2 separate regions of the Homo sapiens genome follow, and region 1 is linked to region 2. The links are chromatin loops, found by intact Hi-C in ENCODE. Cell type or tissue: IMR-90. All regions are shown on one strand. Each heading gives the region's core, and the rest is flanking DNA. Links, peaks and the distances in the headings are about the cores only.

Region 1 (9,118 bases), core at 1-8,000, 170 kb after region 2:
AGTTCTCAGGACCTTCAGTGCCTGTGTTAAGAAAAAAAAAAAAAATCCCGACTTAAAAGAAGAAATAACTAATGTAACTTTCAAATGAGTCTATAAAAATTTTTATACAACTGAAAATTCCAAGCTCTTGGCTCAAATTTTTGGCAAGGTATTATTAAATTTACCAACTTTATACATAACTTATATTACTTTTTTTCTAAAGGATGGACAATAGCCATCAGAAAATAAAAGTTGGCAAACTGGACATTTTTCTTATGACTCATGAATCAATCTATTTTTCTTCATAAAAGTTAACACTGATTATGTTGGTTAATGTTCATTTAAACCTGGCTATTAGTTTTAGCCTGAATTTTAATCAACAGGAAATGCATTTAAGGGGAGACTTGGACCTGCCGGCTGGTTTTACCACTAATCTGGAGGCCACTCCCTCACATTTCAAATTTCAAATTGCTAGCCAAGGATTGCTAGCAAATCTGTCCACTGTAACTGTGTGTTGCTCTGCAGAAAAGCCCCCTGGGACTCCTGGGGAAGGGGGAACCTTGCCCAGGGCTGGAGTTAGGAGCCCTAGACTTTGTGTCTTAGTCCTGTCGCTAAAGACACTGTGTGGCTGTGGGCAATGTATAGGCCCATGAGAAAATGCTGCACTCAAGACAGAAGGGCCTCTGAGATCCCTTTCAGTTCCCTTCTAAGGCATTGAAAACCTCTAAATGCCAGCTACTAGTTTGGATAGATATACTGCAACGCTGCAGTCAGACGCTGTGGGAGTTGATTCTGCTAAGGGATTACTGTTTCAGCTCCTCCCCAGGAGGATATGATTATCTTGGAGGTTACAAACTCCCTTCCAAGGAACAAAACCCAACACATACAGGTACCCAATTCACAAGTGACTGACATGTGATTAATTCATATGCGCTGGGGTAAATATCTTGCTGTCACTTACACAAGAATTTAACTATCCTGCTCCCCACATATTTTGCTCTCTAAATGGTCTTTAAATTTGCTTGCTTCACGCTATTCCTATTGCTCCATCTTTTGCCCAGCTTATTGTAATAGTAATTAGACTGGTTGCCCTGCCTCTGGTTTTGCTGCTTTCCAATCCATACTCTACCCTGCTACTGGAATGATCTTTCTGAAATTCAAAACCCATGGCTCCCCTGCTCAGAATTCAACAGTTCCCTCTTGGCCTCAGGATAAAATGTATACTCCTCAGCATGAATGTCACCTCTCTCCCTCACAAGCATGCCTATGCTTAACCTCTTCAGCCTTTCTCTCTGCTCCTTTGGCTCCATGGACCAGCCTTCCTGAACTACTTTCAGTTCCAGAAAGGGCCAGACTCTCTCTGGCTTCCTGGCCTTTTGATTTACTACTCCCTCTGCCTGAACCTCCCATCCTCTCTTCCCCTTCCCCACTCACTCTTTTGCTTGGCTGAGTAATCCTTCAGAACTCAGTACTGATGCTCTTTTCTTTGGGAAGTCCTTTGTGAGCTCTGAGACCCTCCCATGTGCTCCTGAAGTACCCATCACGTGGGAAACCCAAGACCCCAGGGACTAGCGGGTACCCTCCTTGAAGGGAGGGACTGTGTCTTGTTCAGCTATCTCACTCATGCCCAATATGGCACCCAGCATAAACTGCCCTTATGAAAAAATTAAAATGTAAAAATAGTAGATATAATTTGCACAGAATTTATCTTGTCTTTTAAGGCAGGTTCATCTACAGAGCACTCTACTCTCTTGGCTGAAGGGACTCTCTTAGCCTCTTTGTGTATACAGGCATGTAAGAGACAAATTTGACATGAAAGGTTCTTTCTTTTTTTAGTGCAAGGTTGGCTTTCACTAGGATTATATTTCTGAATTTTAGTCACACAGCATCTTCTTGTGGGTTGAGGGAGACTGGTACATTGTATTTATCCATCAAAGTTTTTTAACTCTTAAAGTCCTAGGCTCTGATTCTTCTGGTAAGAAAGCTCTTTAAGCTTGCATATGTTAATTTTTGAAAGAGGTAACTGGCAATTTCTTTGCCAATCCTTTTGTGGCTGAAGACTTAAGCCAGGAACAAACATTATGACAAAGTCCATATATAGCTCAAGCAAGCTAACAGGGATCTTCACTTAGAAATATCCTTTATGTCAGTATTATCTTAGGCCTTTTTTCCTTCCTTCCTATGCTCATAGATCAGGTGAATACAGGGTCAGCTGAGACAAGGTTTTCTCATCACCCCTACTCCCGGTCACACACATATACCCATCCCATAGCCTGCTTCTGGGCAACTGAGATGGGAAAGAATCCTATTTGCTTCTATCCCCAAAGCTACTCTAAGTGCTAGATGGAAGTCCACCCAGCCTGGATGCTGAACGGAACCCACAGATGAAGTAGAGAATGACACCCTGGGCATGAAATGGTTTTTTTCTGCACTCAGTGGCCCAGCCTGCCAGCTACCCAGTCCTTATCATGTTTTCCATTCCAGCTATCACATTACAACAGCAGAAAACAAACTGCTTGGAACATTAGTTTAGCTTCCTGCAGATTGCCCATCTCTGCACTGCATTCACACCCTTGGTCTATATCCATAGACTGCACTCACTGCATAAAACCATCAATGGTGGCCATGTTCCTCACATTGCCAAATGCCTCTTATGTCTACGAATCAGGTTATATTCCTTGATTTCCTTTTTTTTGCCCTGGTTGTCAGGAAGTTCAGAGCCAAATTTAATGTTTATCACAGTAACTAAAGTAGCCCTGTGGTTAGCATATTTGCTTTCTCCTCCTTTTTGTAGCTTTTTCTATTTCTATACTTTATTATTGTACTTTCAAAAATTCTAAGATGCCTCAAATCCTGATTGAGATTTTCCTGTCTAGTCAGCCTCATATTTTCAGCAGACTCACCACACATTTCCTCGCTTGTTCTTGAAGGTCTTTGGGCCATACTCTGCACTACTTACGGGTCTCAAGTGGGTGCCACTTTTGGTGCTGTGGTAGCCTGGCTGAGGTTCAGAGTTACTTCAGGGACAGGAAATGGAATTGCTCACAAGGATTCCCCTCTCTCAGGCAGTTAATAGGTGACTTAAAGATGAACTCTAAACCCTCTTCCTTTCTGACTCAGGATGAGGCACACATTTTTTAATGTTCATGGGCAAATATTTCTCTCCGAATCTCTCTGGGATTCGGAGAGAGAGACGGGGACAGAGAGAGAGACAGAGAGTGAGAGAGAGGGGGAGAGGCAGAGAGAGAGACAGAGAGAGAGAGAGAGTGTGTGTGTGTGTAGAGAGAGAGAGAGAAACAGGGACAGATATGGACAGGGAGAGAAAGAGCACGCTCTAGAAAGATCACTGAAAGCATGCTAGATTCAGATAGTCAAAGTAACATTAATCTAACATTTGTGGAGATAAATTGATTCTATGGCTTGGCTATGGCCAATAATTAATCTCAGGTTATTATCCTCAAGGAATAGAAACTCATTTGACCCAAGTGTATAAGAGGCAGATATCTATTCTGGTTTGCAAACTTAAAAGGCACACAGAGGCAAGCATCTGAGTCATTTTGTACAAAAATCTAAGGGTTTAGGAAGAGTGCAGTGACCCCAGAACCCATCTCAAGAGAGATAACTGATTTCACAAAATAGTCTCTGGTTCAGAACCTGGCTCTTGTTTTAAAGTATGGATTCCTAACAAGACTGTATGCTGCCTCTTGATGATGACCTCTTCCGCTGTGGGCAAAAGCAAAACTACAAATATTCTGCTACTATTAACTTTTTCATGCTACAAATGGATACATCAGAATAAAGTTAAAATCTAAAACCATCACATTAAGCTCTGATTACACACTGGGGCTATTACAGTTTCAGCTTTAGGGGCACAGATTATTTTCTGAGCCATAGCTTTATTTTCATGAGAAATAAATTCTACAGCTTTTCTTAGGTTTGACTGAATTACAGATTTTTCTGAATGTTAAGAAAAAATGAGGCTTTACATTGTACTACTATGGATAAGGTGAACCATCTTAAGGATTCCCAGGGTTACCTCTTCTAGGGTGGTACAGTGAAAGGAAGTGGGGATTTACTGTAAAAGAATAAAAATTTAAAAATCAACACAGTTCAACTTCACACCTCACTTTCAATTGGCTGTAAAGCCTTAATCGAGTCACAATTATGTTAAGCCTTGGTTTCTCCATCTACAAAACTAGATACTGATCTCCAGCTCATAGGGTTACAAGGATTAGGTAAGGAGTCATAACGCCTGGCAAAATATACAGCACTATAAGAACATAATCTATTACTATTTTATGAGAAGCTAGGTTATTAATTTCTTTCTAGTTTAATGTCTTTACCATCATCCTCTAGCTTTAAAGTTGGACCACAACATCTTATCATATAGTATTATTAGACGTGCTCAATTGGGCCTCAGTTGTCTGAAATAAGATGGCATAAAGTATTAGACCTGTACTAAAAGAGCTGGACATGTGTTAGGTGGTTTTCCTATGGTCCACATGTAGTTTGGCAGAAGTGAGAGGATTCTAAAAAATGCCACAAGGCCCTTCTGTTATGGACAGTTTTGGATGTACAATGAGGAAGGAATTTCATCCTCACCATCTTGTCTTCTGAATTGTATTCTTAGCTCCTGACCCTGTGCTTGACATATAATAAGGGCTTAATACAAGTTTGTTGGATTAAATTGTCTGTAAGATACAGTAGAGGGGTCATCTAAGAAGCTGGAGTGGGAAAGGGGGATGGAGAAAAATGTCCTAAGGAGAGAGCCTCCCTGGAGCAGTGAGGCTCTGCCTGAAAGCAAGTTGTTCATGGTCACGGGTATCCTGAAGGCAGGATGAAGGCCTTGTCCAGCTGAGGAGAGACTGGGCTGAGGGCAGAGAAGCCCGAGAGTGAAGCCCAGTCGGTGCAGACTGCGGGCATTCTCAGCTGTACTGTGGTATGCAATGGTCATTGTGAGACCAGGACTGGCATGAGGCTGGCCTGCGCAGGAGGGCCTGGGACCAGTGTAGTCAACCAGACCAACAGGAGGAGCAGGACCTGGGCAATCCCTATCCCCAGGGCCGCTGGCCCAAAGAGACTCAGGCAGCCAGGATGCCTATGGCCGGCCCTCAGGGCTAGGTGGATCTGAGAGATCACAGTTCTGAGAGGCAGGGACCCAGGAAGCAGGAGAGAAGAGTGCAGGTGAGCTCATCCAGCACTCAGGGGAGCAGAGGAGAGTGCCCAGCCGGGGTGAGGAGGTGCTTTGGGGCCAAGTGCAATGGGTAAAAGTAACTGCTGTGGGTGTCCTGAGGAGGCTGAGAGAAGTGTCTCCCACTCAGCAGTGCAGAGCAATGCATGGCTGTGCAAGGGCAAGGAGAAAGGGAGAGCTGGACGCTATGGGTGGAGCAGCAGCAGCAGCGGCAGCAGCAGCAGTGGCGGTGGCGGCGGCAGCAGCGGAGGCAGGTAAGGCAGAAAGCCCTCGAAAGTGGACTTAGGTAATGCAGAGGGAGTCTGAGGAGCCCTGCAGCCAGCATACTGCTAGAGACATTACTACCAGCAGAAAACGACGTTCAGGTGAAGACCAGTGTGGAACCCAAGGAGAGGATGTCGAAGACCAGGACCAGGATTGAGACTTTGCCTCTAGCCACCCCTGGCCAGAAGATTTTTCCAATCCCTAGTAAGGAGGGATTAGTAGTTAAACAAAAATCAATCTGTGGTACACATCATATATTTAGTTCTATATAGGTCCAAGTTAATTGTTAAGTAAACGGCAGTGTTCACCCTACTGCTGCTTTCCTCCCTAGCCCCTTGAACAGATCCTTTTGTGGTTTCCAAAGTTCCAAGTTCAAGAACCCCATCAGGTGTTGTAAACGGAAATGGGTGAACCCACTGGCCACGAATTAGGATCCTGGAGCCCAGAAACTGAGCTGTCAGGTCCCAGGTCACACAGACTCTGGCTATATAGGTTCTGTCCTTGCTTTAGGGATGGTTAGGGGACCAAGTCTCATACAGTGGCCCTTGAACAGGGATTCGCCCTGCCTAAGATAGCCAGGTAAGCCTCCTGATGAAACACAGCCTGCTTGAGGGAAGCTGGTCTACTATTTCAGCAGGTAGCATACTGGTTCTATTTCTAAGGGTTAAAGGAGATTTGGTACAGATCAGTCCTAGAAATGGCAGACCCAGGAGTCACATGGCACCCACAAGCCTCTCCTATAACCCACCTTGATGTCTACAACTCCCAAATCCTTCCTACTATACTTTGCCTCCCATATCTACTTGGTTTGTACTCAGAGATGAAAAAACAGCTTGTCAGCATTTTTGATGTAAAGCCTTCAGCTTTCTCTTTTTCAAGTTTAATAATTCCTACTGCAAGACATATCTAGAAACCATTTCATCATCTCTGTGTCTGGCTCTCTTTTGAGTCCTCTTCCAAGTCTTTATCTCTCTCCTAGTTTTTGCTCAGGGTCAGGCATTGTGCTCAGGTAAGGAAATGGCAGAGGCTGAGAGCCACCATGGGTTTCCATCCCTGCTGTCTCTGACATCTGGGCTCACTCATGCTTGCTTTCATAAAGCTAGTGCTGTGTTTCAGACCCAGGCCCCAGGATCAGTTTCTCACTGGAGATTAACATAATGTGCTGGTAGAGGCTCTGATGGTCCAGCGTGAGCTGTACCCAGAGAGGGAAGGTGGCTGTTGTGATAACAAAGTGCCAGAGCCTCATCCTGAGGTCAGATGATCGTAGGATTTCTGGCAGGCGTAGACACAATCAGGAACCTTACTGAGCTTCTGCATATAATAAACCTCTTAAGAGAATAATCTCTGCTTCTTAAATACATGGTGTGTGCACTGAGTCCAACGATTAGTCAGCTGGCATTCTAGACTGTGAACCCCCAACGCCTCCATTACTGATACTTTTCTGTGGTTTATGAAATTATTATGTGACCTGTGACTTTCTGATGGCATTTTTGATTTCAGAATCTGTGCTTATTGGCATGCAGGCAGGATGTCAGACATTCGGGGAGGCTGGGCATTACCTGAGGCTCCACGTCCAGTATTGCAATCAGCCCCTGCTCGTGGATCTTCCGGATGGTCTCCAGTTTTGTCCCATACATCGCATCCTCGTGGCTGCCGTACTCCAAGTACTCGTTATTAGAGATGTCTTGCATCATTTGGTCATGAGATACAAAGTAATAATTCTTTCCATTTTCTTCGTCTTTCTTTGGAGGTCTGGTTGTATCTGCAAAGTCGCATGGCACAAGAGGTTTAAAAGGCTGAGCTGATGAGCTTACTACACTCCCAACAGATTTACTCAAACCCAGTCTCTTCCTAAAAGCTGTGGATTCTTTAGCGTATATCTCATATCCCCTGTTCTCACCCCCAGTGGCTTTGCAGAACTAAATTCTAGAAACCATATTTATCTGTGTGCATCACACCATAGTAGCCAGTGAATTGTCTGGTTTGGTGAAACTTTCAGTGTTCAGGTGAGATGTATTTTATCCCTTCATGAACCACCACAGGAGGAAGACGTGAAATGACCCAAGATTAATATAACTCACTGTATGCCTTAATGCAGTTGGGTCTTGTGTAGAAGGAAAAAAGGAGAATAAAAAAATGGAAAACTGCATATGGTTAAATTTAAATAAGCCAAAATTAAATAAAATTCAAATTTTAGTTTCTCAGTCTCACTAGTGGCATTTCAAGGATTCAATAACCACGTATGGTTAGTGGCCACTGTACTGGACTGCACAGACATCAAGTACTGTCATTGTCACAGAAAGTTCTATTGAAAAGTGATGTTCTATAACATCTTGCAAAAGGAGAATGTTAGGATACAGCAAAAGACACGTTACACTGAAAACACAATGACTGTGGCCAGACATACCCATAATTATTATGGAAGACCTAAATCAGGAGGTGACAAACTGGCTTATGGGCCAAACATGGTCTACTGTCTTTTTTTATTTTTATTTTTTTATTTTGGAGACAGAGTCCCACTCTGTAGCCCAGGCTGGAGTGCAGTGGTGCGATCTCAGCTCACTGCAACTTCCACCTCCTGGGTTCAAGAGATTCTTGTGCCCTCAGCCTCCTGAGCAGCTGGGATTATAGGCGTGTACCACCATGCCCAGCTATTTTTTGTATTTCCAACAGAGACGGGGTTTCACCATGTTGGCCAGACTGGTCTCAAACTCCTGACCTCAGGTGATCTGCCCGCCTCAGTCTCCCAAAGTGCTGGGATTACAGGTGTGAGCCACTGCACCTGGCCACCTACTGTCTGTTTTTGTAAACAAAGTTTTACTGGAACACAGCCATGTGCTTTTGTTTACATATTGCCTATGGTTGTTTTCATGAGACAACAGCAGAGCTAAGTGCTTGTGATAGACTGTATGGCCTTAAAGCCTCAAATGTGTACTATCTGGTCCTTTACAGAAAAGGCTTGCCCACCCCTCACCTAAGTGAGTGTAACTGAAGTATATGCCAATAAGCTCTAGTTCTGTGGATACTAATAGGACCAGTATCCTGCAAAACACACTTTAGGAAATGTTTTTCTAGATGAGCCAGGAACACTGGTTTTAATATTCTCTCTCCCTACCCCCCTTTCTTTTCTCCCTTCCTTCCCTTTTTTTCCCTCTCTCTCTCAATTTCTTTGCTTCCTTCTTTCTTTGAGAAAGAACAAATTTATGCTACTCTCTTCTGTATACATGAGCCTAAACTAATGGGGAATCCCCCTTTCCTGCTAGCCTGTTTGTTAGAACATAAAGTGCTCGTGGTCATCAAAATGTGGACATTTTAAGAGAAGCCCTTTCTCTAGGCACATCAAAAGCTGAAGAACCGGCGTTACTATTTATTTATTTATTGAGACAGGGTCTCACTCTGTTGCCCAGGCTGGAGTGCAGTAGCAAGATCTCAGCTCACTGCAACTTCCAGCTCCCGGGTTCCAAGCGATTTTCATGCCTCAGCCACCCTAATAGCTGGGACTACAGGTGTGTGCCACCATGCCCGGCTAACTTTTGTATTTTTAGTAGAGATGGGGTTTCACCACATTGGCCAGGCTGGTCTCAAACTCCTGGTCTCATGTGATCCACCCATCTCGGCCTCCCAAAGTGCTGGGATTATAGGTGTGAGCCACCGCGCCCAGCCAAGAACTTACATAACATATTG
Region 2 (9,099 bases), core at 30-8,029:
ATTGCACATTCAGAGAATTTTATATATATGTCTTGTGTGCGTGTCCTTAAACTTCCAATCTTACTTTGTCTCTTGGAGATTGTTGAACGCAGCTTGTCTAGGAAGGGGATGGGACTAGATTCTAAAATTTATTTGGGACCATGGGAATGATAGTTGGGAAGAAAACTATTTGCACACGACAGATTTCTAGATACTTTTTGCTGCTAGTTTTATGTAATATTTATTGAACATTTTGACAAATATTTATTTTTGTAAGCCTAAAAGTGATTCTTTGAAAGTTTAAAGAAACTTGACCAAAAGACAGTACAAAAACACTGGCACTTGAATGTTGAATGTCACCGTATGCGTGAAATTATATATTTCGGGGTAGTGTGAGCTTTTAATGTTTAAGTCATATTAAACTCTTAAGTCAAATTAAGCAGACCCGGCGTTGGCAGTGTAGCCATAACTTTCTGATGTTAGTAAAAACAAAATTGGCGACTTGAAATTAAATCATGCCAAGGTTTTGATACACTTGTCTTAAGATATTAATGAAACACTTCAAAACACTGATGTGAAGTGTCCAGATTCTCAGATGTTTGTTGTGTGGATTTTGTTTAGTTGTGTGTTTTTTTTTTTTTTTCAGTGAATGTCTGGCACATTGCAATCCTCAAACATGTGGTTATCTTTGTTGTATTGGCATAATCAGTGACTTGTACATTCAGCAATAGCATTTGAGCAAGTTTTATCAGCAAGCAATATTTTCAGTTAATAAGGTTTCAAAAATCATGTAAGGATTTAAACTTGCTGAATGTAAAGATTGAACCTCAAGTCACTGTAGCTTTAGTAATTGCTTATTGTATTAGTTTAGATGCTAGCACTGCATGTGCTGTGCATATTCTGATTTTATTAAAATAAAAAGTTGAACTGCACAGTCTCCTTTGTTGTTGTCAATTGTGGTTTATTTTCAGAGGTGTAAATAAAGTGCTCTTGCCTGAAAAATTGTAAAATGTTATTTTTTGCTTGTCATCCAGTGCTATTTTTTGAGATGCCTCTTGGATACAGAATGACTCATACCATAAGTATTTGCAATGAAAGATGAAGATAGTATTAGTTTGAAATACAGTGAAACAGGATTTTTGTAATAGACGGAAATCTAAAAGGCCCTTACTGATAATACAGCATGTATTAGAAATTGGCTTATACTTTGAACAATTTGACATGGGTGGGAGTCTCTTTGTTCTTTGAAGTATCTATTATGAAGGATGGTTGAACAGTGGAAGAATGAGCAGGATAAAAGTCAAGTGTGTCAGTAGTCCAACAAGTGATGGTAAGTATATACTTAGGGAAGGAATCAAGACTATTTGGGCCAGGTGTGATGATTACATAGTCCTATAGTGCTAGTTTACTTGGAAGCTGAGGGGCAGGAAGATTGCTTGAGCCCACGAGTTCAAGTCCAGCCTGGGCAACGTATAGCAAGACCTTATCTCTGAAAACAGGTAATAAGACATCTATGCTTACTGTACACACTGCTGCAATAGGCTGCTACCACAAGTGTATAGGTGCTTGGTTAGATTGAGCCATACTAGCGGTTTGATACGTTTCAATCTAACAAATACGTATTCAGCTTTTGTTTCAGTAAGTTGAAGGTTTGCAGTATGATTAAGAATTTTTTGCATTGTAAGGAAGTATGGTTCTGGATAATCTTTCCAGTCATGAACTCAAAATAAGCATAAGTTTTTAGGGCAGAATTTTGACACATGGCCATATGTATTTTGAAGATAGAAAAGATGATGGTACTTGAGTCTCGATTTAGTCAAAATAAGCATGGAAAGGTTTGGGATTGCTAGATTGGATAGTCAATGGCTGAAAGTGACTCATGGAGTGAAACGATGCTAAGGAGAGTTCAGTTTCCACTTTATGTGAATGATGAGTGAACATGACAATCTGCTCTGGAGGAACTGCCAAAATTTGAGGTTATTTCTAGTCTAGCATGGTTAGGATTATGGTGACATAAATTTAGTATGTTTACATACTACATTAATGTGGTTTAATTTTAATTACACTTAAATGCAGTTGTCACTCTTGGGCACTGTTGATGTGTTTCCTGGATTCTTGGCTGAATTTCAAGATTTTTAAAATGGCTTTATAGGAGCTGTGTCTAACCTTCATGCTTAAAATGTTTCCTTTGCTCCTATGCTCTACGTGACCTGCTTGAGTGGCCACAGGCTTGCTCTTTAGAGCACAGTGACTTTGTTGATAGGGCCTCACTACTCCCACAATGCAGAGATACCTACTTATTGTAGGTACAGGGCATTGAAAGTTATAAGACTATCTTTGGGTTTTGCTTTCTTGTGTTCCATTCTATTTTTAATACAATTCTGAGTATATTTAAACCTGCTTTGCTTCATGTCCTCATTTCAGTTTATGATCTATTTTTCAGCATGTTTAGTGTCATTGTTTCTAATGTGGCTGTCCTCTATAATGACTACTCTTCAATTTCTTCATTTTTTTTTTCCTCTTAGTTTTCTCTACATACACTTGACTGGGTTTTTAGGATAATTCTGAGAAAGGACTTTTTTTTGACAAAGCACTGTTTAATTATATTATGAAAGGATATTTTGTGACTTGGAAAGATGTTTATTATGGGAGAAAACAAAACGGACCAATACGATTTAAGAGCAGGAAATAGGTGTCTCAAAACAAGATAAAGTCAGCAATTCCACTCCTAGGAGGATTCTACCCAGGAGAAATGAAAATGCTAAGTATGTGAATGTTTTGTAGCATTATTCATCGTAACCAAAAAGTGGAAACAAAAATGTCCCTCAACTGACAAATGGATAAACTAAATATATACATAAAATGAGATACTATCTCCTCTAGGTGAACAGCCACATCCCCAATTTCCTCCCCCCTCTTCAAAGGGTCATTAGGTAGGCCTATCAGTACTGTGACATATCTATATTCTAAGGCTTTCTGTAGATGTATATCCAGTTTTAGTCCTTATTTTACTGTGTGAAGCAGATACAATCATGGTTTATTGGATATTTACTGTCTTCCTTGTTACATTGAAGATGTTTCATTTTTCGAGAGAAGTACCTCCTATCTTTCGCTGGAGATCCTCCATTCACTTCCTTTTCCACTCATTCTATTCCCAACAGCCCATCTCATTTACCTAACAGTCAACATTAGTGGTATGCAGAATGGTCCCTGAACCTCTTCTCCAGACCTCAATCACCTGATGGGATCTTTCAGTGCAAGGCGAGGGTTGACTTAGGGTGCAATCAAAACCTGATTTGGTGTCTGCTTGAGTATTGGCACTGGGAGATGTAGTGATTAATTTAGATTAGTCTTTCCTTTCTTGGAACCTAGCCATTTTCCTTTTGTGTTTCTCCAACTTGGTGTTGCAACAGAAAGTACCTGGGAAATGATTCTAGGGCAACTCTCCTAACAGGATCCTCCACCTCTGAGGTTCTCTCAGAAATCTGTGGTTTTGGTTTTGGTTTTTGCTTGTGTTTTTATTCCTAAAGCTCCCCAGGCAATTCTGATACAGCAGGCTTAGGTGTGGAGTCCACTGTTCACTCCCCTTCTTTTTGTCATTTGTTTCAGACTTAGCATTGCCATGATCATGCTTCTGGTTCTTCATTGTGGAAGCATCTCTGTATTCCAAATTAAAACAGATATTGCAAACAAAGTAATGGCATTCTATTACGTGGCCCCTATGGCGTGGTTCTAATCTACCATTGCAGCTTTAACTTGCCTCCCAGACCTTATCCTGTAGCTGAATGTCATGCTACTGTCTATGCAAATCCTGTGCTTTCTTCTGCCTTTGCCTTAGTTTTTGCTCACCATGTTCCTTCTAACTAGAATTGGAGCTAAACTAATGTTTTAAAATATTGGGCTGGGCGCAGTGGCTCACGCCTGTAATCCCAGCACTTTGGGAGGCCGAGGCAGGCAGATCACGAGGTCAGGAGATCGAGACCATCCTGGCTAACACGGTGAAACCCTGTCTCTACTAAAAATACAAAAAAAAAAAAAAAAAAAAATTAGCCGGGCAAGGTGGCAGGCACCTGTAGTCCCAGCTACTTAGGAGGCTGAGGCAGGAGAATGGTGTCAGCCCAGGAGGCAGAGCTTGCAGTGAGCTGAGATTGTGCCACTGCACTCCAGCCTGGGTGATAGAGCAAGACTCCATCTCAAAAAATATATATATATTGTATTCAGAATATTAAGGTGCTGGCCCGGCACAGTGGCTCACACCTGTGATCCCAGCACTTTGGGAGGTGGGTGGAGTTCAAGACCAGCCTGGCCAACATGGTGAAACTCCGTCTCTACTAAAAAAAAAAAAAAAATTAGCTGGGCGTGGTGGCAAGCGCTTATAGTCTCAGCTACTTGGGAAGCTGAGGCAGGAGAATCACTTGAACCTGGGAGGTGGAGGTTGTAGTGAGCCAAGTTTGTGCCACTGTACTCCACTGTGGGCAACAGAGTGAGGTTCCATCTCAAAAAAAAAAAATCTCTCTCTCTATACACACGCATACACACACACACACACACACACAATAAAGCTGCCATTGACAATTACTAGTGACATAGAGAAAATAACTTGTTCCAGTGGGTAGAGAAAAAAGTAGGTTACATCTCAGTGTGCAGAATGATCTTAAGTATTTTGAAAATACATAGAAGACCAGAAGGAAACCTGCTAAAATATTAATAGTTTTTGCTACTGGTTGAAATTATAAAGATTTTCTGCTGCTTTATCCTTTCCTGAGCAGATTTTATACGGTTAAAATGTATTTTCTAATAAAACTGTATAGATTCACAGGAAGTTGCAAAAACAAGAGAGGTTCCACTGTATCCTTCACGCAGTTTCCCCCAATGGTAACATCTGGCATACTGCAGTACAAAACCAGGAAATTGCCATTGGTACAATCCACACACCCTGTTCCAATTTCACCAGTTTTACTCATTTGTATGCAGTCATGTGTGTAGTTCTGTGCAGTTTTATATGTGTAGATTTGTGTAACCCCCTCCACAGAACAGTTCCATCATCACAATGATCTCCCTTGTGCTACCTCTTTTTTTTTTTTTTTTTGAGACAGGGTTGCGCAGGCTGGTGTGACCATAGCTCGCAGTAGCCTTGACCTCCCAGGCTCAAGCAATCCTCCCACCTCAGCCTCCTGAGTAGCTGGGACTACAGGCGTGTGCCACCACACCTAGCTAATTTTTAAATTATTTGTAGAGATGGGATCCCACTATGTTGCCCAGGCTGGTCTTGAACTGAACTCCTCAAGTGATCCTCCTGCCTCAGCCTCCCAAAATGCTGGGATTACATGCATGAGCCACAGTGCTCAGCTTGCTACCTCTTTTTAAATCGTATCTGTCCCCTTCCTGCTTCCCTAACCTGTCCCCAACCCCTGACAACTACTTGTCTGTTTAACATCTCTAAAATGTAATTTTAAAATTGTTACATAAATGCAGTATGTGACCTTTTGAGACTAGGTTATTTTGACTCAGTATAATGTCTCTGATCAATCCAAGTTGTTGTAAATAGTTTTGTTGTTGTTGTTGTTGTTGTTGTTTTGAGATGGAGTCTCACTCTGTTGCCCAGGCTGGAGTGCAGTGGTGCGATCTCGGCTCACTGCAACCTCTACCTCCAGGGTTCAAGCAATTCTCCCCAAGTAGCTGGGATTACAGGTGCATGACACCACACCCAGCTAATTTTTGTATTTTTAGTAGAGGCGGGGTTTCACCATGTTGGCCAGGCTGGTCTCGAAGTCCTGACCTCGGGTGATCCGCCCGCCTCGGCCTCCTAAGGTGCTGGGATTATAGGTGTGAGCCACCGTGCCCGGCCAGTTTGTTCTTTTTTATTGCTGAATAGTATAGATATTCTGTAGTTTATCCGTTCAGCCGTTGAAGGATATTTGTCTTGTTTCCGGTTTGTGACTTACAAATAAAGCTGCCATGAACATTCAGCTACATATGAACCTATATACAGGTTTTCGTGTAGACATAAGTTTTCATTTATGTGGCATAAATGCCCAGGAGTACAATTGCTGGCTCCTGTGTTAAGTATGTGTTAGTTTAAAACACTGCCATACCATTTTTCAGAGTGGCTGTACCATTTTACATTCCTACCAGCAATGCAGGACAGATCCAATTTCTCTGCATCCTCACCAGCATTTGGTATTGTTATTATTCTTACTATTATTATTTTTTGAGACAGGGTCCCACTCTGTCACCCAGGCTGGAGTGCAGTGGCCCTATCATGGCTCACTGCAGCCTTGAGCTCCCAAGCTCAAGCCATCCTCCCACCTCAGCCTCCTGAGTAATTGGGACCACGGGTGTGTACCACCATGCTCGGCTAATTTTCTTTTTCTTTTTTTTTTTTTTTTTGAGATGTGGTCTCACTATGTTGCCCAGGCCAGTCTTGAATTTCTGGGCTCAAGTGATCCTCCCATCTAGCCCAGCACTCTCAAAGTGCTAGGATTACAGGCATGAGCCACCACACCAGGCATGTCATTATTTTTAAATTTTGGCTGCTCTAATTGGTGTAAAGTAGTATCTTATTGTCTTAATTTGCATTTCTCTAATGGCTGGTGATGTTGAACATCTTTTCGTGTTCTTATTTGCCATCCCTGTATCCTCTTTGGTAAAATATATGTCTGTGTCTTTTGCTCATTTTTAAATTGATAGTTTTTTACTGTTGAGTTTTGAGAGTTCTTTATTCTAAGTACAAGTCTTTTTGACAGCTTGCAAATATTTTCTCTCAATCAAAGTCGTCTTTTCATCTTAAAAAGGTCTTTTGCAGAGCAAATGCTTTTAATTGTTCTTAAACATTTAAAAGTTTGATGTAGTCCAATTTGTCAGCTTTTTTTTTTTTTTTTTTTTGAGACAGTGTCTCACTCTGTTGCCCAGGCTGAAGTGCAGTGGTGTGATCTTGGCTCACTGCAACCTCCGCCTCCCAGGTTCAAGCCATTCTCGTGCCTCAGCCTCCCAAGTATCTGGGATTACAGGTGCCCACCAACATGCCTGGCTAATGGCTAATTTTTGTATTTTTAGTAGAGACGGGGTTTCACCATATTGACCAAGTTAGTCTCAAACTCCTGACTTCAGGTGATCCACCTGCCTTGGCCTCCCAAAGTGCTGGGGTTACAGGCATGAGCCACCTCGCCTGGCCAGTATTTCTTTTTTTTTTTTTTTTTTTTTTTGAGACGGAGTCTCACTCTGTTGCCAGGCTGGAGTGCAGTGGTACGATCTCGGCTCACTGCAACCTCTGCCTCCTGGGTTGAAGTGATTCCCCTGCCTCAGCCTCCTGAGTAGCTGGGACTACAGGCGCACACCACCACACCTGGCTAATTTTTATTTTATTTTATTTTAATAGAGATGGGGTTTCACCGTGTTGGTCAGGGTGGTCTTGATCTCCCACCTTGTGATCTGCCCGCCTCGGCCTCTCAAAGTGTTGGGATTACGGGCGTGAGCCACCGTGCCCGGCCGGCATCATTCGTCAAAAAGAATGTTCTTTCTCCATTGAATTGCTTTTGTACCTTTGTCAAAAATCAGTTGGCTGTCCTTTTGTGAATCTATTTCTAGGTTCACAATTCCGTTTCATTAATCTATATGCCTATCCTTCCACCATTCCTGCAGAATATCACACTAATTCTTTTTTTTTTTTTTTTTTTTTTGAGACGGAGTCTTGCTCTGTCACCCAGGCTGGAGTGTAGTGGCATGATCTCAGCTCACTGCAACCTGTACCTCCTGGGTTCAAGCGATTCTCCTGCCTCAGCCTCCCAAGTAGCTTGGATTACAGGTGTGCGCCACCACACCCAGATAATTTTTGTATTTTTAGTAGAGACAGGTTTTCACCATGTTGGCCAGGCTGGTCTTGAACCCCTGACCTCAGGTGATCTATCCACCTCGGCTTCCCAAATTGCTGGGATTACAAGCGTGAGCCACTGCGTGTGGCCTCAATTATTTTTATCTATATAATAAGTCTTAACGTTGGGTAGGAGTGATTCCTCTCACTTTATTATAGTTTTGCAAAAGTAATTTAGCTCTTCTAGTTCCTTTGCCTTTCCACATAAATTTTAGAATAAGCTTTTTTTCTATCTACAAAAGAATCTTGCTGGGATTCTGATGGTAATGCTGCTAAACCTATAGATCAGTTTTGAGGAGAATCGACATCTTTACTATGTTGGGTCCAAAACTTTTTTATTTTTATTTTTTTGAGACAGGGTCCAGTCTTGCTCTGTCACTGGGCTCAAGCAATCCTCCTGCATTAGCCTCCTGAATAGCTGGGACTACAGGCACACACCACCACACCTGGCTAATTTTTGTATTTTTATTTTTAGTAGAGACAAGGTCTTGCTATGTTGCCCAGGCTAGTCTCCAATGCCTGAGCTCAGGCGATCCTACCACCTCAGCCTCCCAAAGTGCTGGGATTACAGGCGTGAGCCACTGCGTGCAGCCTAAATTTATTTTTATGTTGTGAACTTGGAATATCCAACCAACAGTAAAGATTACCTAGTACTTCCTAACATGGGATTCTCCTATTTGTTCATCCTAGGATCATGCTCCTCTGTGGAGCAAGTGCCTCCATGAAATGCCATATTTTGTGAAGAAAGTGCATGCAGGAATATTCAGGAGTCCAGCATGTAGTCATGGCAGCCTTAGGTATTTGAGACCGACCAACCCTCCTGATGAAGACAACCATAACTCATGCAGGCATGAGTCTGTAAGCATTCTTAGTCTGTAAGCACCTTTTGGAAGGTTTCCTATCTGGGACAGAGATAGACACTCTTTTTTTTTTTTTTTTTTTTTTTTTTTTTGAGATGGAGTTTCGCTATTGTTGCCCAGGCTGGAGTGCAATGGTGTGACCTCTGCTCACCGCAACCTCCACCTCCTGGGTTCAAGCAATTCTCCTGCCTCAGCCTCCTGAGTAGCTGGGATTACAGGCATGCGCCACTATGCCCTGCTAATTTTGTATTTTTTAGTAGAGACAGAGTTTCTCCATGTTGGTCAGGCTGGTCTCGAACCCCCGACCTCGTGGTCTGCCCGCCTCGGCCTCCCAAAGTGCTGGGATTACAGGTGTGAGCCACCGTGCCTGGTCGACGCTTTCTAATAGTC

The links. A loop is a pair of places that touch in the nucleus more often than their neighbours do. Peaks named below come from ENCODE experiments on the same cell type or tissue, not always from the same donor. Only the 100,000 strongest peaks of a DNase experiment are listed, where the experiment ranks them.
Region 1: a loop joins it to region 2, with 4 times the contacts of the local background. A loop is called at or near these places in 1 of 110 quality-filtered maps.

What each region holds. Positions count from the first base shown.
Region 1 is chrX:41,524,014-41,533,131 of GRCh38, forward strand. It overlaps CASK (calcium/calmodulin dependent serine protein kinase), which reads right to left. Exons shown (of 27, transcript NM_001367721.1): 25 at 6,994-7,196; 26 at 1-21. Among named protein-coding and RNA genes, the nearest start is that of CASK-AS1, 11 kb to the left of the region's middle. In IMR-90, for the core only: no CTCF peak of the experiment used is centred there; a DNase peak (open chromatin) is centred at 3,038; H3K27me3 peaks cover 706 bases.
Region 2 is chrX:41,349,294-41,358,392 of GRCh38, forward strand. DDX3X (DEAD-box helicase 3 X-linked) reads left to right here. Exons shown (of 17, transcript NM_001356.5): 17 at 1-981. Among named protein-coding and RNA genes, the nearest start is that of DDX3X, 20 kb to the left of the region's middle. In IMR-90, for the core only: no CTCF peak of the experiment used is centred there; no DNase peak of the experiment used is centred there.